Regions from separate parts of the Mus musculus genome. Here regions 1 and 2 are each linked to region 3. A link is a loop called in an ENCODE intact Hi-C map of the cell type or tissue named here. Cell type or tissue: heart. All regions are shown on one strand. Links, peaks and the distances in the headings refer to the core of each region. The heading gives the core; the rest is flanking DNA.

Region 1 (2,500 bases), core at 1-2,500, 81 kb before region 3:
TTCCTTTCGGGCACCAGCTGGGTCGCCTGCCCTCTTATCCTCAAGGCTTGGCTGGAAGCCTCACAGCCCTAAACCGGTGCCACCTGCCTGGCCAGCATTAAGTTCTGGTCATTGACAACTGACCCTGGCACAGTTTGTAATCTACAGTTTGTTCTAGATTCTTGGTCTCTTTATTGCCTCTTTTTCTGCCTGCCCGCCGGTCAATTCTGAATACTTAGATTCCAGTCTTCGAGTCTTGGAGACCCCAATCCCAGATCCTCCTGGGTACTTCCACTCTGTACTCCAGAACTCCTCCCTTCCCTTCATCCTGCATTGCCCTGCATTGGAACTTCTAAAACTCAATTCAGATTCTGGACGTTCTGGTGTGTCACCTGCGCCCATTCCCTCTGCAACACCGGACACGCGCTCTCAGAATTCCCACATCGGGCCACCTGAGCTCAACTTTCCGGTCTCTGTCACCTCCCCTGGGCTCTGGGATGTCCCCGCCTCTCGAGCCCCGCAACTTCATGCTCCGGTGCCCCCAGCAGCTGGCGGAGAGCGGAGCAAGGCTCCGGTGCTGCCCACGTGTCAGTACGGGACCGTTTGCCCGCGGGAACGGTCAGAAACCTGATACTCCATGCCCGGCTCCTGTGGCGCTGGCCACGCGCTCATCCCCCGCCGCGCCGCGCCCTCCGTCGTTGCACCACGCGCAGAAACAGCTGCCAGGGACAGAGTCGAGCACAGTCGGCTCCGCGCCCACGACATAGTCTTAATGCCACCGCAAGCTAGGCCTGGGCCGGAGCCGCCCCGCTTCGCCCCGCCCCGCCCTGACGCCATCCTAAGACCCACCAATCCGAGTCTCTAGATTTTCCCGGACCAATGAGAAGCAGCGCCTTATCACGGCCATCTTTGTGAGGGGCAGATGGTCCGGAGGTGCGCTGCTCTCGCCATGCTTCTAGGGGGCGCTCTGCCGGGGAGGGTGGAGGGAAGAGGGTGTTCCTGGGAGGGGGTCCTCCATCTTAAAGGAACTCTGTACTCTTTTCGTCGCTATCCTCCACAGGTCTGTGCCAGGTCTTAAGGACTTCGCTGTACATCCAAAAATAGCCAATCCGAGCCAGCAGTTCTCAGTCCCGACTCCTTGGCAGAGAAGCTCTGAGCTGGAATAGAATTACAGGGCTGGCAGATGCCTGTGTCATCAATTCCCAGCACCGAAATGTCCTGGCTCACGCAGACAGTGGGGATGCAGCCTTTTCGGTCAAGAATATGACCCCGTCTCTCCAGGCTTTTTTTTTTTTTCCCCTTCGGTTTTTCGAGACAGGGTTTCTCTGTACAGCCCTGGCTGAACTGCAGCTCACTCTGTAGACCAGGCTGGCCTCGAACTCAGAAATCCGCCTGCCTCTGCCTCCCAAGTGCTGGGATTAAAGGCGTGTGCCACCACGCCCGGCCTCTCCAGACTCTTAACTCACTCTAGAAGCCTAGGAAGACTTCCCGGAAGAATGACACCCCTATCGAGGCCTGTGGGGTTCGGGGGGGGGATTTCCAGGCTAAGAAGGAGACAGTGGGAAAGACTTCCATTTGGTTGGACCGGGTTGCTCCCGGGATGCTTCATCAGCAGGGACCTGGAGCCCCGTATGAAATTAGGTTTGGAGAAATGGCTCAGTGGTTAAGTCTCAAGGTTCAAGTCTTAGGACCCACACTGCGGCTCACAATTGTAGACTCCAAACTGGGGATCTGACCCGACTCTGGCCTCCAAAAGCACAATGCAAACAGGCAAAAATATTAAGTAAAGATAAAAAAATTTTGGCTGGGCAGTGGTGGCGCACGCCTTTAATCCCAGCACTCGGGAGGCAGAGGCAGGCAGATTTCTGAGTTTGAGGCCAGCCTGGTCTACCGAGTGAGTTCCAGGACAGCCAGGGCTGTACAGAGAAACCCTGTCTCGAAAACAAACAAACAAACAAACAAACAAATAAATAAATAAATTGGAGTAAATTTGCTGGCTTTAGGGGAAGGTGTGTAATCTTATTGGGGCGTTGGAAACTCCCCCGTGGTAGAAAGTGGATTTGAGGGCCCTCTGGGGGAGGGAACAGTAGTCTCACCTTATTGTAGGTGAGGTACTTCCATTTGTGGAAGGCACTGGACAACAGCAATGGGTTTTCAATCTCTCCTGCTTTTCTACATTGGGCTTAAATATTTAGCAGAGATTTCTATTTTAAATAAGCAAGGACTGTTCGGGGAGAAATCTAGACATTTGCTCTCTGAAAGTACTCCTGGCCTCAAACTCACAGACATCTCCTTGCTCTGGCCTCCTGAGTGCTGGAATCAAAGTGTCCAAGCATATATTTCAGTGAACAGCCTCACTCATTCTTGGCCCACTCCCCCCACACCGCCCCCATGGAGTTTCATCTGTAACCCAGGTGGACCTGAGACACCATAGCTGCACCTAGCCAGTCTCAGAGTCTTTATGTGGCAAAAGATCACTTTAAACTCCTGGTCCTGCTTTCACTTCCACAGCTCAGTGCTC
Region 2 (10,613 bases), core at 4,505-7,004, 140 kb after region 3:
GGCAGGGTCAGGTGCTAAGGCTGCGTGGTCTTTATAGCTCTACAAACCGCTCAAGGTGACAGCCAGCGATGGCTGTTTACAGGATAAGATAGGAGCTGGGAAGATGACTGGCTGATCCAGACACCAGAGTCTCAACTGGTCTGGAGAAGGCTGCTTCAGCAAGGCCCTGGGGGGTGGGGAGGGGTTGCCTGTGAGACGGGATTGACAGACAGAGGGAAGGGACTGACAGACAGAAGGAGTCTTTATGTACAAAAAGTTCCAAACTTAGCCCAGTGACTCTGGGGGCAGACAGAGCTGGCTTAGATTCCTAGCCTACGATCCTTTCTCCCCCATCTCAGCCTGCCCTGGGAGGAGAGAAAGGCTGGGCTGTTTGTCTCCGCTCCGGGTGTCATGACTGACTGTAGAGAAGGGGTGTTTGGATATGGCCGCTCTCAGGCCTGGCAGGTGTCCTCCTGCACCTGTAATTCAGCCCAGATGAGCAGGGCCTCGGCTACTTCTCCTATCTAGAATGAAGGTCACAGGCAAATCCAGTGTGGTGACACAGAGTAAGCACTAGGCCAAGGAGGGCTATATCCTAAAACCCTGTTTTAAAACAAGAACAAAGCCAAACAAAAACAAACAGTGCAGGCAGCCCGGTTCCCAAGAGCCCAGGGCGAGTGGGAGCTGGTGCTGTGTTAAGCATTTTCTGTGTTTGGCTTGTCATGCTCACAGGGCTGTGTGCTCATCCCGCCAAACAGGCTATGTAGGCAGATCAGTGGCCTGAAGGTGCTCATGGTCCCTGAGATCCTTGGTGTCTCATGAGCCTGACCACCACGTGAAGTCATGACACCGATAGAAGGGAAATCACATTAGTCACCAGAACGATCACAGTCATTTTCTAAAGAAACAATTATTGCCGTAATAAGAGCAAGTGGGTCTGGGTGAGGTGGCTGGCCTGTGATCCCAGCACTCAGGAGGCCGAGGCCAGAACAGCCCAAGTTCAAGGCCAGTCTGCTGTAAACTCACCTCACACCCCAGCAAGCAAAGCAATCAATAGTTGTTTTGTGATGAACAGTTTCTTTCAGTCTCTTGTCTACTCCTTGCTCTGAGGGTCACTGGGGAACAGAGGGGCTGGGGTTGGGGCTGAGGCTGGGGAGTCGCTTCTCTGGCACCTGTGAGGGGTGGCCAGGCTGGCCCTGAGTTGTGGCGTCTGAAATATTTTGTACCTTCTGCAGGCCTGCTCAAAACAGGACTCTGTCATTTGAAAAAAACCCAAAAAACAAAAACCAAAAAACAAAACCAATTTTCCCCTTTTGAGATAGGGTCTTGTGTAGCTCAGGCTAACCTCAAACTCCATTTGTAGTAGAGGATGTCCCTCTGCCTCTACCTCCCTCCTGAACCTGGGATTACAGGCTTCCTTGTAACACCTCAGTTTACCTTTGAAGAAAAATCTTCAAAATAAAATCTAAGGCAGCAGCCAGGCAGCCTGAGGAAGGTGGCTCAGGATCTGGGGGGGGGGGTATGCTGGGTGGAGGGGTGCAGAGTCTGTCTTCAGGGCTCAGGCATTGCCTCTGCAGTCCCTGTAAGGCTGTCCCCAGTCTCGGGGCCTTCCGGTTCACCAAACATGCCCAGCTGAGCTAGCGGGGCGGGGTCTTTCCAGGGTGTTAGGAAAACCCTGGCTGCTCTTTCTAGAAAAGACAGATTGGAGGGCTGGGTTTCAGAAGTCTAAATATAGACCACCAAGTGGGAGTCTCCGCTCTTGGGCAGAGCCCGTGTAGGGGGAGGGGAGCAGACCCTTTTTTTTTCCTGTAAATATTTTCTTCTGGAGAGGAAACTGGTCTTGGGTTCTATTGTTTGAGCACAATGGGCTCTCCTTTTAGGAGTGCAGCTTTCCCCTGAGGAGCAGCAGGGGGCAGCTAGGGAAAGGGGCCAGGGAAGAAGGCAGGAGGGGCCCCTGCATTCTGAGAGGCCTCAGAGCGGGCACGCAAAGTCACACTTTTCCCCCCATCGATACATATAGCACTCGTCCATTTTGTAACTGGTACCGTGCTTATCATAGAATAAACAGAACTTGCCCAGAATTGGCAATCTCTAGATTTTTCTGGCTCCCATAGTCCATTGCAGCTTTTGTCCCTCCCTTCCAGAAGCTTCCGTGATCCGTAGCTTCAGCTTCGGCCCCCACCCTTGGTGTAAATACATCCCACCTCCAATGTCCAGATCAGTCCGGAAGCTGGGAGTGCTGGAGTGCATCTCCTGCACTTGGCAGGTTCCTGGCGTGGCCACTCTTTGTCTGCTCGCAAGTGCTTTGCCTGGTGCCTACCTCCTTCTTGTCAGCTACTGTCCCTAGTTTACAGATGAGGGAACTAGCCGCTGCTGGCCCCCTCGTCTTTGTGGGGTTTCACAGGACTGTCCCAGTGTGTCTACAGCCCACACAGGTCTCCTCTCTGCCTGGATGCTGGCCTAGCATCTCTGCCTACCCAGACTCAGGAATGCCAGCTTGGCCAAGCTGGGAAGCTCTGGATACAAGTTCAAGTCTTCATTGCACTGAGGGGAAACTGAGGCCCAGAGCTGGCAGAGGCTTTCCCAGGCATTAGGACCATCCAGTGTGGCCTGTGGGTGTGGCCTCCAGCTAGGCGAAAGCCCTGGGTAACAGTGGCAGGTAGCTAGGGGAAGCAGCCTGCTGACCGCTTGGTTGCCTTCCCAGGACCCCTAGTCTGGCATGGCTCTGAATGAATGTCCAGACTGGGTTCCACTCTTACCCTATTTGAACCCTGAGTAAGCACCTCACTACCCTGAACCTCAGGCTTCCATCTGTGCAGTGGGTACAGTGCAGTCTTGCTTCGGAGTCCCAACGAGGTCAGGGATGTGGTGGTAGTGGTGGTGGTGGTAGTGGTGGTGGTGGTGGTGGTGGTGGTGGTGGTGGTGGTGGTGGTGGTGGTGTGTGTGTGTGTGTGTGTGTGTATGTGTGTGTGTTGCATGAGGAGTTATATAACCCAGGCACTGATGGCTGTGCTCCCACCTTGTTGGGACCGCCCCTGTTCCCTCCTGCCCACAGGTGCCCCTGGATGAACGCATCATCTTCTCCGGAAACCTTTTCCAGTACCAGGAAGACAATAAGAAGTGGAGAAACCGCTTCAGCCTGGTGCCCCATAACTATGGGCTGGTGCTATATGAGAACAAAGTGGTGAGTTCGGGGTGAGCCAGCCACCCTTCCCCACGCTCCTGGCAGCCGCTCACCCTCCTCCAGGCTTACATAGCTATTTTTTTTAAACTTTTGAAAAAAAATTAATTTATTTTATTTCATGTACATTGGTGTCTTGCCTGCATATGTGTCTATATGAGGGCATCAGATCCTCTGGAACTGGAGTTACAGACAGGTGTGAGCTGCCATGTGGGTGCTGGGAATTGAACCCAGGTCCTCTGGAAGAGAAGGTAGTGCTCTTAACCACTGAGACATCTCTCCAGCCCACTTACCTAGTTCTTACTTGGCGACCCTATTCCACCATCTGAGGCTCCGGACACCACGCCTTCCCCTTCATGCCTACCACGGGCCATCTCTCCATGGAAGTTCCAGGACCAAAGCAACCTTCCTGATCCTTCTGCATTTCTCCAAGTCTGCTTGGCCTCGGGCTCCCCTCTCAGTCATTTCATCCTGCGTCCCACTGTCTGTCCTCTCAGTCATTTCATCCTGTGTCCCTCTGTCCTCTTAAGCCCTCCTTGAGATCACCCTGCTCTCTGGTCACTGCCAAGCACTAAAAATCCCAGCATCACCACAGAGCCCACCCTCTGCCTGCCTCAGTCTCCTCCCACCTCTCCCAGACCCGGCTCCTTCTGCCAGTGCCGCGCAGTCTGGCCCTCTGTGCCATCTCTGGATGGGGTTCCTGAAATCTCCCCAATCCTCCATGCTCTGATGTGTCTGAGAAGAGATGGGGACTGACTGTGAGCCTTTGCTTTGGGCCCCTCCAGGAAGTCCCACCTGGTTATATTACAAACTTTATTTCATCGGCCAAACACTTGTCCAGCGCCGCCCTAAAGAGAGGCCTGTCTGACCTGTTTCAGAGCAGATCTGTCTGCCCCCAGTGAGCAGAGTACCCTCCCCGTTGTATCAAGGAGAGCTGCATGCTCGGAGTCTCCTTTGAAGCACTGTGATGCTCAGAGCCTAGACATTTGGAGCCAAGGCAGTGGTCAGAGACCTTGGGTTCTGGGGACAGTCCTGGTTCATGGCCAACATCTACTTCCTATCGATGTGAACTGGAAGGAGCCACCTCCTGAGAAACGAAGCATGCAGTGTCCCCAGCACAATGTAGACTCTGGTCACAGAGGTATTAGTGACAGCCATCAGTGTCACTAATAGGCAGCTGCCCCAGCATGGCTCCTTACATGCTAAGGCACTGCGCTGAACATTTTATGTGGCTGCTCCTTCTTCATCTAGTACCCACCTCCAAACCTTGAACTAGTAGCTGAGTAGCCCATGGGGCCAACTGGAAGCGAGGTTTGTGTTTGACAACATTCTGACCTTGAGGCCCCATTTCTCTTGCTCTCTTCAGGCCTATGAGCGGCAGATACCACCCCGGGCCGTCATCAACAGCGCGGGCTACAAGGTTCTCACCTCTGTCGACCAGTATCTGGAGCTGGTCGGCAATTCCCTGCCAGGTAAAGAACCAGTGGTCTCCAGCCATCCTGTCCTGTGTAGGCCTAAGGATCGGCCAGGGAAGGGGATGACCTGAGCCTGTGCTTGGGCGCCATTCTGCAGCACAGCCAGCGGGGCTTAGAATGTCTACACATCTCTTGAACAACCCGAGCCCCCAAAGAGGAGACTCGAAGGCCTACAAGGTGGAGTCCCCAGGTTGTGTATAGATAGGGTCTAGACCTAGACTCGGTTGGCCCAGGGAAAGATGATGATAACTCTGCAATGCGGTGCCAAGGGTTTTTTCCTCTTCTTCTCAGCCTGCTGAGGCTTCCAGAGGCTTACACAGTCCCCACCTGGGATTTGGGACTGAAGCTTATGTGGCAGTAGATGCTGGGCAGGGATCCAACTTCCTAGGTTCCAGGACTGTCTCAGTCCTTTTAAGCCCCTCCTCCCCTGACATCAGGTTCCTCCGCATCAATTGAACCCTGGCGCTGAGGGAGCCCGAGGGCCTTGGGTGGGCTGTGTGAGCAACTGTCCTATCCCAGCCACCCAGAGCTGGGCCACGCACAACTGTTACTGTCATGTATATTACTGACCACAGCAGTGAGCCCAGGGCCTGCTATCTTGCTGGATCTAAAATATCACCGAGAGCCAAAGAGATAGAGAAAAATTCCTTTGTATTTATTTTGTTTGCCCACATGCCTCCCTTCTTTCCTGGATATTTAAACCACCAGCTTGGCCTCTGCCATTGAAATTTGAAGAGAAACTTAAGAACGTAACGAGCCTGATCGTGTCATAGTGTCTTACACACGAGCAAGGTAGATGTCACCTGTTTCCAGTTCTAGGAAAAGAATCCACACCGATGCCAGGTTTCTCAGTTACTGTGGCTGGGCCATGGGGTCAAAATGAAGGCGAGCTGCTTCCTTGCTGATGTGACGTCCCCAGGACAGGGTGTCTTCTCTAGGCCTCAGCGCAGCTGTTCACATCTCTCTACAGGGACCACATCGAAATCAGGCTCCACCCCCATCCTTAAGTGCCCAACGCAGTTCCCTCTCATCCTGTGGCATCCTTACGCCCGACACTATTACTTCTGCATGATGACAGAAGCGGAGCAGGACAAGTGGCAGGCAGTGCTTCAGGATTGCGTTCGACACTGCAACAACGGTGAGACGCCAGCAGGCGGCAGTATTTGCTAATGTGCTAGATGGCGACACCTAGTGGTTGCGTATGGAATGGCTAGCTTGCTCTAGGATCTGCTCACATTTTTTCCCTGCTGAGGTTGTAAGAAACTCTTGATTATCACTCTTAATAGTCTTCCTTGATGAAATACTTTTGTGTTGCCAAGGGAACATTACAAAACTGTTCTCAGAACGCTGTGACTGTTGATCCCATGGACCCCCAATCCCAAAATCATTTTGATTTTGCCACTTTTTTTTTTTTTTGAGGCAGGGTTTTTTTCTGTATCCTTGGCTAGAACTCACTGTGGACCAGTCTAGGGCTAGAACTCACTGTGGACCAGTCTAGCCTTGAACTCACGGAGATCCACCTGCCTCTGCCTCCTGAGTGCTGGGATTAAAGGCATGCACTGCCGCTGCCCGGATTTTGCTGCTTTCTAGCAATTGATGTTACTGTTGTTTATTTTGTCTTTCCTTTCAGGGTACTGTAGTCCACTGTGGCGGGGAGGGCATGGTATATGTATGAGGTGCACTGCGTTTATAGTCAGAAAGCAGAGAGCAATGGACGCTGCTCTCTGCTCCCTTCTTATTCAGTCTGGAAGCCCAACGCATGGGGCGCCACCCAGATTTCGGGGACTCTTCCACCTTAGCTAGCCTACTCTAGAAACTTCCTCTCTGATATGTCCAGAGGTTTGTTTCCACAGTGATTCTAAACACTGTCACACTGACAACCAAGGTTAACTTGCATGGAGACTGGCTTCCCTCTTGGGTTCTAAGTAAGACAGTGATAAGTGTGCCTGTGGATTTGAGGGTACTGGAGCACGAGTCTGCTTGTGATTGGTCAAGATTTTTGTTTTTTATAGCTGGATATAATGGTTTCTGGAGGATCCCTGTGAATTCCAGAGCTAGCCTGGGCTATGTAGTGTTTCTAGGATAGCCTGGGCTACACTGGGATCCTGTCACATTACACACCAAAATATTTCTTATGATGTAGTTTCTTTCCTTCTTTACACATAGTAATCTGGAAAGGCTCCTCTCTCCTCCCCTCATTTGTAAACCTACGCTCTGACCCTTCGGCTCACTCATGCGTTCCACTAACATTTATGGCCTCTATTCTGAGCTGATGAAGGAAGAGCAAGGCACGCACCCTACCCCATACAGCCAGCTGTGTGATGGAGAGACAGATGGGGCACAGATGAGCGGCCAGGATGGTGTTCTTTTTTTTTTTTTTTTTTTGGTTTTTCGAGACAGGGTTTCTCTGTGTAGCCCTGGCTGTCCTGGAACTCACTCTGTAGACCAGGCTGGCCTCAAACTCAGAAATCCACGGGCCTCTGCCTTCCGAGTGCTGGGACTAAAGGCGTGCGCCACCACGCCCTGCTCAGGATGGTGTTCTTTGTGCTGGGCACTGGGGGATGTGTTGGGGGAGGTGCTGCCCTGAATGGAGGGAGGAGGTGATGGGGTAGGCTCCACCTGTGGAGGTGATGGATAGGCAAGGTTGGGCAAGTGCTCCCCGAAAGAGGCTGTGGCCCCCATAAAGGGTGGCTGGGAACAGAGACAATACTGTGTGTGTGTGTGTGTGTGTGTGTGTGTGAGAGAGAGAGAGAGAGAGAGAGAGAGAGAGAACACAACAGAGACAGACAGAGAGAGACGAAGTGAGGCTGGAGGGGAGCCATCAGGCCAGGTCTGGAAGGGCCTTCTAGAGTTCTGAGGAATTATAAACGTTTAGGCTTGTCCCCCAGTGTGAGGTAGTAGTGAAGGCCTTTCTGCCCTGTCCTGCTGATGTGGTCCCAGAGGCAGAGGGAGGCCCAGAGCGGCTTTACCTTGCTCTCAGGCACAGCTCTACCTCGTAGTGAGGGGAGCGTGGGCACCTGACTGAACCCAGTTCACCCCACCTCTCTACAGAGGCCTCCACCCTCTGGCATCTGTCCACTGGGAGGCAACCGGCTCTTCAGCCAGGCCAAGCCCTGCCACCTGGGCTGGGCCCTGCCCTGCTGCCCACAAAGAGCTCCTGTTCCCAGGTCCCTGGGGCTGTGGCTCTGGCTCAGGCTCTGGCTGCCTGGCCTGGGACACCCTCCTTCCTTGCTGGCCCATGAGTCCTCTGAAAGTTCCCAGGGCTGCTGGCTTACCTGCTGTGACCGAGTAGGGGACCCTAGGTCAGGTAGGGGAAGGGTGAGGACAGGACTGAGTAGGAAGGGGACACTGTTCAGTTCCCCGTGGGATATTACAGTAGGGACTGGGAATATTGGTGTGTGTGGGGGGGGGATGAGCTGGCTCAGAGCTGTGAGCCTCCAGTCTGGCACACAGCAAGCTGGAAGGTTCTGTGTGTCCTGGGCTGGAGTGGACACATAAAAGACTGTGACAGAAAGTCCCACCCCCAGGCCAGCTCTCTTTACCCCCTGCAGGAACTGACAAGGCCAGTTCCAGGCATGGCCCTTCCCTCCAACCCAGGACTGTGAGAAAGTTCTCTGCTTCCTCCCCTGTTGAGACTGGGCCTGGAATTCATGGGGCCTGGAATTGCTCAGTCCTGGCCCTGCCAGGAAGTGGGGGTGGATGGGTCAGGGAAGGAGGCCAAGGTGGGTGGCGGCTAGCCTGGCTAGGGCCCCCTTCACACGCTGCATTCCTGGAGCAGTGGGGGTGTCAGGAGGCAGCAGGGCACTCACTTTTGTCCTAGGCCTGGTGTCCATGTCCTGCTCCGGCTTGGGCTCTGCCTAGACTAAGGAGGTCCTGGGTTCCAGCCCCATTTAACTAGCCCCCACCCCCAGCCATGTGCTTGAAAGTCAGTGGCTTTGCCCATCCTAGTCTCGATTTGAGACAGTTTTTTTTAAATTATTTTTTGAAGATGTATTAATTTATGTATATGAATATACTGTTGCTGTCCTCAGACACACCAAAAGAGGGCACTGGATCCCATACAGATGGTTGTGAGCCACCATGTGGTTGCTGGGAATTGAACTCACCTTTGGAAGAGCAGTCAGTGCTCCTAACCGCTGAGCCGTCTTTCCAAATGTCCTGATATTTGTGACAGTCTTGATACTTAACCTGGGCTGGCCTTGAACTTGCTGTATTCCTCCTGCCTTGACTCCCCCCCCACCTCCCTCAGTGCAGGCATGATACACATCACCACCAGACACACTGCACACGTGCTAGAACCTCAGTTTCTTTGAAGCTGAGACTAGCCCCCACTCCATCCCATTCCCCCTCCTTTAAGGATGAAATGGGCTGATGCAAGTGAAGTTTCAGGCTGGGCCTGGGTGGCTTACACAACAGAAATGTGCTTTCTTCTAGTCCAGTAGACTGGAGAGGACCAGGTTGGTGTCTGTAGCAGGCTCATTCCTCTGCTGAACACACTGGTTTTTCTTTTTTCCTTTTTTCTGAGGCAGAGTCTTGTCCAGGCTGGCCTCAAACTTCTATGTTCAGAGTGATCATTCTGCCTCAGATCTCTGTCAACTCAACGCCAAGACTACATAGTGAGTCTGCTTCCAGTAGACCATCCATCCCCTCCTTTCTGGGAGAGGTGTGATGGCTCAGATGGGAGCAGCATGGTGAGTTCCAGGCCATTCTGGGCTAAGGCTGTCTCAAAAGCAAGCGAGGGAGCAAGGGAGCGAGGGAGTGAGGGAGTGAGGGAGCGAGGGAGCGAGCACAGGGCAGCCTCGGTGAATGAAGTTTTGCTGTGAAGCCGGAGGGTCTGAGTCTGGATCCCTAACAGCCACATCAAAGTCCGACGCAGACGCCAGGGGCTCCCTGGCCAGCCAGCCCAGCTGACACGGACTCCAGGTTCAGTGAGAGCCTCTGTCTAAAAACATAAGGTGGAGGGGCTGAGACAGCTCTGTGGTTATGAGCACTGGCTGCCTTCCAGAGGGCCTGGGTTCGATTCCCAGCACCCACATGTGGCTCATATCCAGTTTCCTATGTCTAGTACCTAGACATGCATGCAGGCAAAATGCTCATACACATAAAATTAAATTAAATTTAAAAATAAATGAGATGGAGAATGGTAGAAGACACTTCACATTGACCTTTGGCCTCAACATGGACATACATGGATGAGTGAAAGCATACACATGTATTCACACACATACATACACACACATACATACATACATACACACATATACATACACACATACATACACATGCATACACAGACACATATATACACATACATACATACACATAGACACATATACATACAGATACATACATATACGCACACACATATACGCACACACATACACATATACACACACATATATTTACATACATACATACATACATACATACATATACACACACATATGCACACTAAAACAAATAAATTTGAAGCTGGGCAGTGGATAAGTATGCTTTTAATCCCAGCTCTCCGGAGGCAGAGGCAGAAACAGGTGGATCTCTGTGAGTTTGAGACCAGCCTGGTCTACAGAGGGAGTTCCAGGACAGCCAAGGCTACACAGAGAAACCCTGTCTTGAAAAACCAAAAATAAAATCAAAATTTCCTTTTTCATGAAGATATCGGTTTAACTAGATGTGGCTCAGCCTGACCTCTCTGTTGAGCTTCGCTCTTAGGAAAGATGAGTTGTTCTAAATTCAGCCCTGTTCTGGGGTGCGTTGCCCGTGAACACAGCAGGCTCACAAGTAGCTGGTTGTGCAGAATGGGGAAGGTCCTTAGTTGGGAGCATCCCTGCTGCTGCCCCGCCCATTGTGCCACCCACCAAGCCACCCTCCCTTGCTGGGGCACCCTTGACCTGCACGCTCGCTTGCTTCGTTGCATCTTCCTTGCTACACGCAGGATGGAAATTTCTAGCCTTGGTAATTTATATATTGCCAGATCT
Region 3 (9,953 bases), core at 7,454-9,953:
TAGCCCTGGCACTGTCATGGAGAGGAGGAAGTGGAGACAGGAGGTTTCTGAGGCCGCCTTAGTCTCAATAAGGCAGAAAATGATAGGGAAGGAAGGACACCCAACATCCCCCTGAGGCCTCCACGTGGGCATACGTCCTGCACAGACAACACACATACAGCACGAGCCATCTGCTCTCCCCCCCCCCCCGCCCCCAGTGTTTTTTCTATGCTAGACAATGGAAAGACCATAGGGCCAGTTTAGTAAGGAGGGCAAGGCAGACCCCGAGCAGGGTCTGATCATGCACAAGCACAGGGCCACCCTTACTTCTAGGTCTCCATCTCAGATGAGGGTAGGGCAGGCTCACATTAGACTCCAGGCGCCTCAGGCCTTCCACTCACCTTTTTTTCCTCTGCCAGCTGCGGAGCCTGGTAAAGAGTCACTTCCTCTTCAGGGGTCCCAAGACGTTCCTGCTTCCAGAGCTTCACCAGGACTTGGGCTTTCCTGCGTTCCAATAACCGCTGCCTGTCAAGTAAGTTATGGTCCCGGGGGCCCTTTATCAGTCTCTGGAATCTGAACTGCTGTCCCCAGAGACCAGGCAGTGCAAGCCCTTCAGAACAGCTGGACCAGAGGCGTTCTGAGTCCCCACCAGTTCCTACCCTTGGCCACAAGTCTCCGTTCCACACACAAGCTTACACCACAGTGCTCTGAGGGTAGATGTTCTTCGGCCCATTTTCTATCATCCGACTTAGCTGGAGCTTGGCCAGTTCGGCCACTTGGGACTTAAGCACATTCTCCACAGTCATGCTAGGAAAGAGGGTGTTCATCACTGCAGCCATCTGCCGGGTCGGAACAGCGCACAGAAGGTTAGTGCCACCGTGACCTCGGATGAACACAGGAGGCCTCCGTAGACTTCCTAAGCTAGGGCCTTTTAACCCAGGAGGAGGAGAGCATGAGCAATGGACAGCTCCCCAGTGGGGAGGCAGACAGGACAGTTCTGAACTGCTTCTGAACAACAGAGCTTGAGTCTCACTGCACCCGAGGGGCAGGAGGGGGAAGGTAACATCAGTGAGGAGGAGGGCTAGTAGGGGGAGCAGCTCAATGCCACCAGTCTCTCTCGGGGACAGGATAAGAGCCTCTCTGGCTCGTCAGGAGCCCACCTTGGGATACTCGGGATTGAGAAGCAGTACAGTAGCGACATCCAGGCGGGCCCCCAGAGTGTTCTGCAGGAACTGTCGGCACTTGGCCCGGTGCAGGTAGTACTGTGGTTTCTGAGGGCTGTGCCTTATGGCCTCCGAGAAGTGCTCCTCTGCTGTCTGGAACTGCCTGAGGGAAATGCCCAAGGCTGCCATGAACCTCCAGGAAAGATGGTGGCTACAGGCCAAGGAGGGAAACTAGGGGGCCCCACTCCTGGTCGCCTTTGCCCACCCACTTCTGTCTCTTCTTGATGGACCTGACAGTTGAGTACTATAACTTTGGTATACCCTAATTTTTTTTGTCTTATTTAAAATTTTTGAGACAGGGTCTCCCTATATAGGCCTGACTTTAGTGCAACTCAATATGTAGACCAGGCTAGCCTTGAACTCTTAAAGATCTGCCTGCTTCTGCCTTCCAAGTAGCATGGGCCACTCCACCTGGCCCTAACATTTACAACTGTATGGCTGTTTTGCCTGCAAGTATGTTGTGCACCATCTGCATGCCTAATCAATCACTTGGAAATGGGATAGCAGATAACTGAGTGGCCTCGTGGGTGCTGGAAACCAATCTAAGTCTTTAGAGGAGTCTTTAGAGGGAGGCTAGTTGGGAAGGTAGGTAGGCCTTGAAAATAACATTCTGAATCACACATGCATGAATATTTTTTTTTCATTAAAAAGCTTAATTTACTAAAATAATCAAATTATTTTTGTGTGAAGATGTGAATAAAATCTCTGTCCAGAAGACAACTCTGACTTCTGGTGAGCCCCACCCCCCACCCCACCCCCGCCCCCTCAGCACTGCCCTTAGCCACGCCCTCCTAAACCACGCCCTCCTCAGCCACGCCCCCTGACACCTGCCTGTGGCGCACCTGTGTTTCTGCTGGCAGAAGCCCAGCTTCTCCTGCAGCACACCCATGCGCAAGTTGGCTCCTTCATCCAGCGGGCTCAGGGCCAGCGCTTGCTTGTAGTCAGCCTCCGCGAAGGCCAGGTTGCCCAGCTGGAAGAAGCAATCTAGGAGCCGAGGGTGAAGTTTGAGTGCATCCCCAACTCCCTGAGCAAAGCTAGGGCCCAGCCTGGACTCTTCGGGCAGTTAGCAGGGGCCTAACCGCCCGCCACCCAGCTCACCCCCACGGTTGATGTACAAGCCCTTCTCATTCTGCTCGTCTCTGATAGCCTTGTTCAGCAGCAGCACGCCCTCCTGATAGGCACCATGGTTGTAGCAGTGCACAGCAAAGTCATTGTAAGTCAGCAGCAGCTGACGCTGCGCCTGCTTCACTAGGTTGTCCTGGGTGTCAGTCACCATGTCCATTGCCTTCAGGAAGTCTTCCACAGCATGGTCAAATTGCTGGAGCCGTCTACGCAAGGTGCCCCTATCGTATTGCAGGGCAGGTAGCAGGGAGGGACATGAGAACTAAAGCAATCCATTTGGCTAGAAGGCTACTGTCCACCCTGGACCTTCTGACCCCATGGCCTTGACTATATTCATAAATTCTGCCTCAAACCCTAGATCTGTCCTCTGGAGCTGGCCTGAGATTGCTACTTAGATAAGCTTTTAGTCATCTGGATTTTGTTATTTCTCAAGGATGGTTTTCCAGTTTGGAAGTGGTATATGTGCTAGTGTCTATGTTCAGTATAACTTCATGTACTTAGTTTATGGGAATCTTATGGGTTTCTGGAAATTGAACTCAATCAAGCTGACAGATTTGTTCAGCAAGCTACTTTACCCGATGAGCCATCACATGCCCCTGTTCAGGCCTTTTTGTATACATACTTTAGCCAACTATCTAGAGGAGAAAATCCAGGATTAGGGAGATTGAATGGCACCAAATCCTTGGGGGACCAGATACAATTTCTACTCTCATGTCCTCCCAACACAAACTACTCAGCAGGCCTGGCTGGAGGCCTAAGATTCCCAGGTTACCATGGAAACCACCTCTATGGTGCCATGACCACAGTCAAAAGCAGGGAAAGGTTACTAGGGGTTAGAGAGAGAGAGACTGAAGTCTGGGGAGGTTGAGAGACCCTCCTGAGACCACGAAGCAGGTCTGCAGGAGGTCCAGCCCCTTTGTACCCCAGTACCGGAAGAAGAAGAAGTTGGGATCCAGGGGATTGTTCTCAATGGCACAGTTGATGCACTTCAGTGCACGGTGCACCTTGCCCTGCACGGCCAGGGTGCTGGCATCTTGGAGAGACTGCTTGGCCTGGTCCACCATCTTCTGGAGTAGCCCTTTGGCCTGTGCGTGCAAGGGATCTAGGAGCAAGGCGCTTCGAAGGTCCTGATAGCAGAGCTTGGCCTGCAAGGGTGGAGGGGTGGCACTGTCCCAGTAGTGGGAAGAGGAAGGCAGGCCTCTAGGAAACAGGCTACTCCCACAGCATCCCTTCTGTGTCCCCGGCACCAGCATTACTGTTCTACATTTCTGGCCTCTTGAATAGGCAGTCCCCAGCCTCCACATCAATAGCTCCTTTCCAGGTAGAACTTCGGAGAGGCAGGTCAGCCTTGGTGATTTGTGCTGATCTTATCTCCTAGTAGGAGTCCTGTGGTGAGGGGGCCTCATCTCCTGCATCCTTTCTCCACTCCCTAGCCCTCCCATGTACCACAGCAGCTGTGACCAAGGGCTGACCGAGGTCTGGGTATGAGCAGAGACTATCCGTAGGCAAATGCCTTTCACCCGTGTGCAGTATACCCCAGTCAACCGTCTTAGCAAGCGCCTCACTGCCCCATGGGTAACTGGTTGGAGGGTAACCTGGGAGGACTGGGGGATGGCTGGGGTGGGCTTGGACTGGAGAACTGACTGGCTGGCCTTGGTCAAGTCACCTCTGGGCCATTTTACTGTTCACCTTCCTTTTAGGGTTCCTGGCAGTCTTGGGGATGAACCTGGGCAAAGGTCTGGGTTCGGAACAATCCTCCACAGAAGGGGAGGTAGGGATAAATATGAAGAATAGACTCTTGCCTTTGAAGGGGACTTCCACTGAGTCACCTGTGTGACACTACAGCCCAGCCTCTGGCTAGAACCTGCCTGGCCACCCTTATTCAACCACTCCCCATCCTGGCCTGGTTAAATGAAATGAACCTACCCTTCCCCCTCTCATTCTCTCTGGCTCCTCTCCATCTTGTTGGTACCCCACCCCATTTACCTAGACTGCTGCACACTGTTCAGAAACCTCTTCCGCTCCATCAGGACTTTGGACACACTTCCACATCCCCCTCACCCCTTCCTCTAGCACTCTGCCTCCTCCCAGGACCTGTCTGTCCAACTGACAAATTCCATAGCAGCTGGGAGCACCCCTAGAGGTCAAAGTCTGTTCCAGAGAGTACCCTACTGCCAAGACTGTTCTCTTCTCCCTTCAGTGCCCTGCATCCCCTATCCCCTAGCTGTTCCCTGTATTCTCTGTTCCCATACTCAACAAGAGAGGCAGGAGCTTGAGAACTTGTCCATTGCACAAGTATGAAAGGATGGCAAGATGCTGGGCGTGGTAGTGCACGCCTTTAATCCCAGCAGAGGCGGTGGATCTGTGAGTTCTAGGTCAGCCAAAGCTACACAGAGAAACCCTGTCTCAAAAACCCAAAAGAACTATCCCCCCAAAAAAACCCCACCACCACCACCACCAACACCAACACCAACTCAAAACAGAACAACAAACAGAAAAGAAAGAAAAAAAGAAAGGAAGGAAGGAAGGCAAGAGGAAGAAGCACGACCGCTAAGGTCTATGGTGTCCTGGATGCCACACAGCTGAGGGCTGGGGACATGGCTCAGCTTCCTACCAGAGTCAGGGCTGAGTGATGAAGGGGGGGAGGGGCCTTAGGTACTGTGTGGAGAGCTGGCCTTGCCTCCTTTATCAACTTGGGACACAGAGGGTCTGGCGGTAGGAAGTGCAGCTCCCCAGGCACCTGCTTGCCTCGCCCACTATGCATTACCTTCTGGAAGAAGTTGTAGAGCCGAGCCCGGAGGATGTAGACATCAGCGCTGGCCCTGCCCTGCTTCACCTCCCTAGTGATGAGGGCGAGGCAGTCGTGATACCGCTTGAGGGCCAGCAGGCAGGCCATGCTGGGGGCAGAGGGCAGAGGGCAAAGGGCATTCAGCCTGGGGCTGTAAGAGGCTGCTGCCAGGAGAGGGCGTGGTGGTGTGAGACACTCACCATCGGTAACTGAAGGAAGCGTTTTGGGGCTGGAGGTCGGAGGCTTGCAGGAAGACACAGAGGGCTTCCTGGAAGTCACACAGCTCATACAGGCACTGACCCTGAGGAGACACGGCTGTCAGCTCCGCTCAGAACTCCAGCTCTGATGACCTCCACAGGTGGCAGAGGACAGGGAGAGGGACTTGAACAGAGACAGAGACTTCAAGAGACAGAGATGGAAACAAGATACAGAGCAGAGAGACACCAAGAAACGTGGAGGAATACAGCAACACAGAGATTCCAGACAGAATGGGGCAACAGGTGAGGGCAGCGGGGCTCCGGCCAAAGGTCTAGAATTCACAAGTGTTCCCCATTTCAGATGAAGGAACCCAGGATCAGGGAGGTGAAGTGACTCGCCACAGGTCACACAGGAAGTGAGCTAGCACGACACAGGCCCTCAACAGTTCTATCAGTTATCTGAATGCCTCGAGGGCTCTCCTGCCTTGTCTGGTATATTTGTCTTATTAACGTTTCACAGTGTAACTCATACTGGCCGGGAACCATGCAACCCAGACAGACCTTGAACTCATGAGACTCTTCCTGCCTCAGTTTCTGGTGTGCAGAGTGTGCAAGCCTGAGCCACCATGTCTGGCCCAATGTTTCTTTTTTATGATGTGCATTTATTCTGTGGTGTGTGGGGGCAGGCACATGCCGCAGCACACGTGTGAAAGTCATAGCTAACTGTGGCAGTCTGGTTTCTTCCCACCGTGTGCATCTCAGCTATCACACGGAGGTAGTCAGGCTTAAGAAGCAGATGCTCTTACCTGCTCAGTCGTGTCACTGGCCACCCAAGCTTCTTTGTAGGAACTGAGGGGCTTGGTGTTTTGTGGCACTGGTGCTTGGACTCAGACCCTTTCCTAGGCAAATGGTCTACCACTGTTGCACTCAACTCAACTTCTAGCCAATATCTGACTTTCAAAAGAACTTTCAAAAGACACTGACGGTACTGAGATGACTCAGTGGGTACAGGCACTTCATCATCAGGCCTGCCGATGCCCAGGGCCCACCCACATAGTACAAGGAGACATCTGACTTCTGACCTCCCTAGGCACACAGATGCACACATACACACAAGCACACATGCTCAAGTCAATGTCAAAATAAATGTTAAGCAGTTAAAATTCCACTTAGTACTAGGGACAGCACTCAGAGCCCTCTGTGTGCCAAGCTGCCATCCTACCACTGAGTCACACCCCTTACGGACCCAACCCACCCAAATCGAATTTAAAATTTAGTTCAGTCATACTTGCCACACTGTAAGGACTCAACATTTCCATGTGGCCAGTGGTGACCCTATTGGATAGTGTGGGTAGGTCAGAGCCTTACTGCAGAAGTTCTAGACACCTCCAGCTAAATTAATAAATCAGCGATGGGGGCAGCTGGTGTAAACAGGTGCACAGACCGGGAGTCCCCAAGAACTCAGATCCTATCCCAGGAAGGCTCCCTGTAGGTGAAGGGCAAGCCAGTAGCTGGGGATAAGGTGAGAAGTCCCCTGCGGGTGGGGCAGCTGAGGCACCTGTAGGTAGAGCACAAAGGCCAGCCGGTTCAGGTACTTGTTATTCCCTGGGTCATAGGAGTAGGCCCTGCGGAGGTTCTGGAGGGCAGAGGAGAAGTCACAGAGTTGGATGAAGGCCTCAGCACGGAATACATAGAAGTCTACCTAAAGGCAAAGAGACCCTGGCTGTTATTTCCTCTCCAACTTCTTCCCTTCCAGGTGGTTCCAGAATCTGATGGTCCTGGGAGGAAGGGCTAAGCAGGTTTGACAGTGACAGGGGGTGGGGGACTTATGCCCAGCCAGTTGCTCCCTGGGGACCACTCTGACTCTCCTCTTACCAGTTTGGGGTCCAGGTGGAGGGCACGGGAGAAGAACAGCACAGACATCTCCCAGTCCTCTTGTAGGAGGCACTGATGGCCTTGGTTATAGCTGTGAGGACAGGACAGGACAGGACAGGACAGGCAGTGGATCTGGTATTGATCTGGGACCAGCCCAGGACCTTCTCAGGGCTAGAATGGGGTATGCAGGAGGGAGGGCTGAGGTAAAGAGGCTGCAAAAGCCATCAGAGCTCCACAGAGGCCAGGCTGACCTTCCTGGAGCTCTTCCAGGGCATCAGCCCCTTATCCCTCTACCCTCGCTGTTCACTGAGACCCAGAGAGGGATAGCAGCCAGCTTGCAGCTGAACCCAGTATTAATAATGGTTTTGTAGAGTAGGAACCTGGAGTTGGAGACAAAGAAGTCACTCACTACTCTCTGACTTTGGCAGGCACTGTTGATCCTATCATCCTTCGTTTTGTAGGATCTGTCATAACATAGAACACATGACTGGTCCCAAAGATGCGTCGCAGGATCTTCTCTGGGGCTTCAGGAACCTTTAGCTTTGGAGTTTTCTGGGAACGGGCACTGTGAGGCTCCTGGAACCAAGCCAGGGGCAGTAAGCTCAGAAGGCCTCAGGAACACTTCCCCCAGGAGCTTTGCCTACTGGAAGAGGTGTGAAGAGGCCTCCTGGTAGAAGGCACACCTAGTCTGGGGTTCAACAGTCCCCCAGGGCTCCAACATTTCTCTAGCCCTGCCTCTCTCCCTGTCCTGTGGTCAAGGTCAAGGAACCACTGCACCCTCTGCTCTCCTCTTGGGCTTTGTCTGCTCTCACCTTGTGCTCTAGCTGCTCATCGTTTTCAGACCCTGCTGCACAAGGTTCCTTGTGACTCCCGCCCTGGGATTCTCACACTCGTCAGGTCACATTGAGCAAGCACTTCACCTGACTTCTTCCCAGGGCTTCTCACCTCTGTGTGATCACCCTTCCCATAGTCACCAGAATCGGGGAACCTATGTCTCATCAGTCCTCAAGTTCTGTGTTTCACTCCTCAAAATCTCTCCACTTGGGCTGGGCACGGTAGTGCATACCTTTAATAACCCCGTTCTAGAGCTAGAGGCAGATGGAGTTCTCTGAGTCTATAAAACAAACAAACAAAACCCCAAAACGTTAAAACAACAACAACCCCCCCAAAAAATCTCTCTGCCCTCTCTCTCCCTTAGGACTGGGAGGCCAGTCACCCTTCTCCCCTACCACACTACAAATGATGACCTCTGACCTCTCCCAGTTCCCCTGAAGGGCTTGACTGGCTCTTCCTCAAGCCCTTCTTGCGGCCCCGACCTCTGCCTCAGCTTTCCCCTTCTCAGCCCTCACCTTGCTTCTGTCTGTCATGGCCAGGTTTCTAGGCTAACTTCTGGGCTAAGCATACTCTGAGGTTCCCTAGCTCCGTTGTTGCTAGGCACCAGGTCCACGATGTCCATAGGCCCCGCCCACTTGGCCCCGCCTCCGAGAGTCACTAGAAACTCAGCAAGGCAAGCCAAGGCCTAAGTCAAGGAAAGAACCTATGGGCAGTGCACGCCGACGCGGGCCAGGGTAGAAACTTAACGAGGTACCAGCCCTCGAGCAAAGGCCGAGCAAAGGCTGAGCCATACAGGGTGACGCGTCGCGGAGGAATGCACCCAGACACTCGCCCGGGCCCGCGATCCACCCACTTCCGCCCCGCAGAGACATGGCGGACGCCAAACCCAGCCTGGATTGGGCGTCGCTGGACATGTCGTGATGCTATTGGCTTAGGGATGCCTGACGTCAAGGGGCGGGGTCCTGGCTGTGAATGGGAGTCGGCACGTTGAAGTCCGGTCTTTTTAGTCCAGGGATGCGGCGGAGTTGGGCCTTGAGCCGGCAGGTTTCCGAGGCTCGGTTCCCCGGGAAGCGGTGGCTGGTGAGTGGGGCGTGGGTGGCTACACAGGGACGCGGGGCTTGGCTCCGCAGCTACGCTTACATTTAAGTGTATGCGTTGTATGCATGTGCCCTGTGGCTGTCAGAGGGCAACTTAGGAGAGGGTTCTTTCCACCATGTGGGTTCTGGGGATCGAACCCAGGTTGTCAGGGTTAGCAGCAACCTTACCTTCGGAACCATCTTTTCGGGATAGTTGTCCCTTTTTCTACTTAGTCAAATAGGCGCAATACTAACTGGCTCCAAACTTTTAGTTTTGCTCTTGCACCAGGGAGCGGCATCCTCTGGCTGGTGGGGCCTCCAGGAGTTCCCAGACCCTTAAGTGCTCCTTCCCAATACTGTCGCTTCTGTTTCCTGGTCAATGTTTTGGGTCCTGAGTGAGTGTTGCCTACAGGTGGCTGGCCTGGGGAACCACGGAATGCCCGGCACCCGGCACAGTGTGGGCATGGCGGTGCTGGGGCAAATAGCAAGGCGACTGGGAGTGGCGGAGAATTGGACTCGTGACTCGCGCTGTGCTGCTGACCTCGCCCTGGCCCCGCTCGGGGATGCTCAGCTGGTACTGCTCCGGCCGCGGCGCCTCATGAACGTCAACGGGCGCAGCGTAGCCCGAGCTGGTGAGTTGTAGGTTTCATGGATAAGAGGGCACAGGGACCAGAGAGAGGGTTCAATTGTGACAAGTGCCTGGTGAGCCCCAATTACTACAGTGAAGGCTTGGGGAAGCCTGTTTACATATGGGGGTTGTTGTGACCCCTCTGAGCAGATATGCAGTAACTAGAGTGTTGTTTCCCTGTGCCAAGCGGAGCTGTTTGGGCTGACTGCGGAGGAGATCTATCTGGTCCAT

Evidence for each region. Peaks named below come from ENCODE experiments on the same cell type or tissue, not always from the same donor. Only the 100,000 strongest peaks of a DNase experiment are listed, where the experiment ranks them.
Region 1: it touches region 3 in a loop (2.4-fold over the local background); 2 of 42 quality-filtered maps call a loop at or near these places.
Region 2: a loop joins it to region 3, with 4 times the contacts of the local background. A loop is called at or near these places in 12 of 42 quality-filtered maps.

Annotation. Positions count from the first base shown.
Region 1 is chr2:32,693,383-32,695,882 of GRCm38, forward strand. Fpgs (folylpolyglutamyl synthetase) reads right to left here and starts at 793. Exons shown (of 15, transcript NM_010236.2): 1 at 607-793. The coding sequence starts at 744. In heart, for the core only: a CTCF peak has its summit at 947; DNase peaks (open chromatin) are centred at 859 and 1,509; H3K4me3 peaks cover 1,572 bases; H3K27ac peaks cover 1,719 bases.
Region 2 is chr2:32,906,815-32,917,427 of GRCm38, forward strand. Niban2 (niban apoptosis regulator 2) reads left to right here. Exons shown (of 14, transcript NM_146119.2): 3 at 3,035-3,163; 4 at 4,527-4,632; 5 at 5,606-5,773. Among named protein-coding and RNA genes, the nearest start is that of Gm13523, 29 kb to the left of the region's middle. In heart, for the core only: no CTCF peak of the experiment used is centred there; DNase peaks (open chromatin) are centred at 5,003, 5,664 and 6,292; H3K27ac peaks cover 1,165 bases.
Region 3 is chr2:32,766,798-32,776,750 of GRCm38, forward strand. Ttc16 (tetratricopeptide repeat domain 16) reads right to left here and starts at 8,836. Exons shown (of 15, transcript NM_177384.3): 1 at 8,534-8,836; 2 at 8,251-8,298; 3 at 7,594-7,760; 4 at 7,185-7,275; 5 at 6,868-7,011; 6 at 5,313-5,413; 7 at 5,092-5,221; 8 at 3,255-3,469; 9 at 2,301-2,545; 10 at 2,045-2,186; 11 at 1,140-1,305; 12 at 676-818; 13 at 381-504. The coding sequence starts at 8,551. Ptrh1 (peptidyl-tRNA hydrolase 1 homolog) reads left to right here and starts at 9,024. Exons shown (of 5, transcript NM_178595.3): 1 at 9,024-9,098; 2 at 9,507-9,726; 3 at 9,910-9,953. The coding sequence starts at 9,033. In heart, for the core only: no CTCF peak of the experiment used is centred there; DNase peaks (open chromatin) are centred at 8,112, 8,924, 9,650 and 9,950; H3K4me3 peaks cover 1,624 bases; H3K27ac peaks cover 1,011 bases; H3K27me3 peaks cover 12 bases.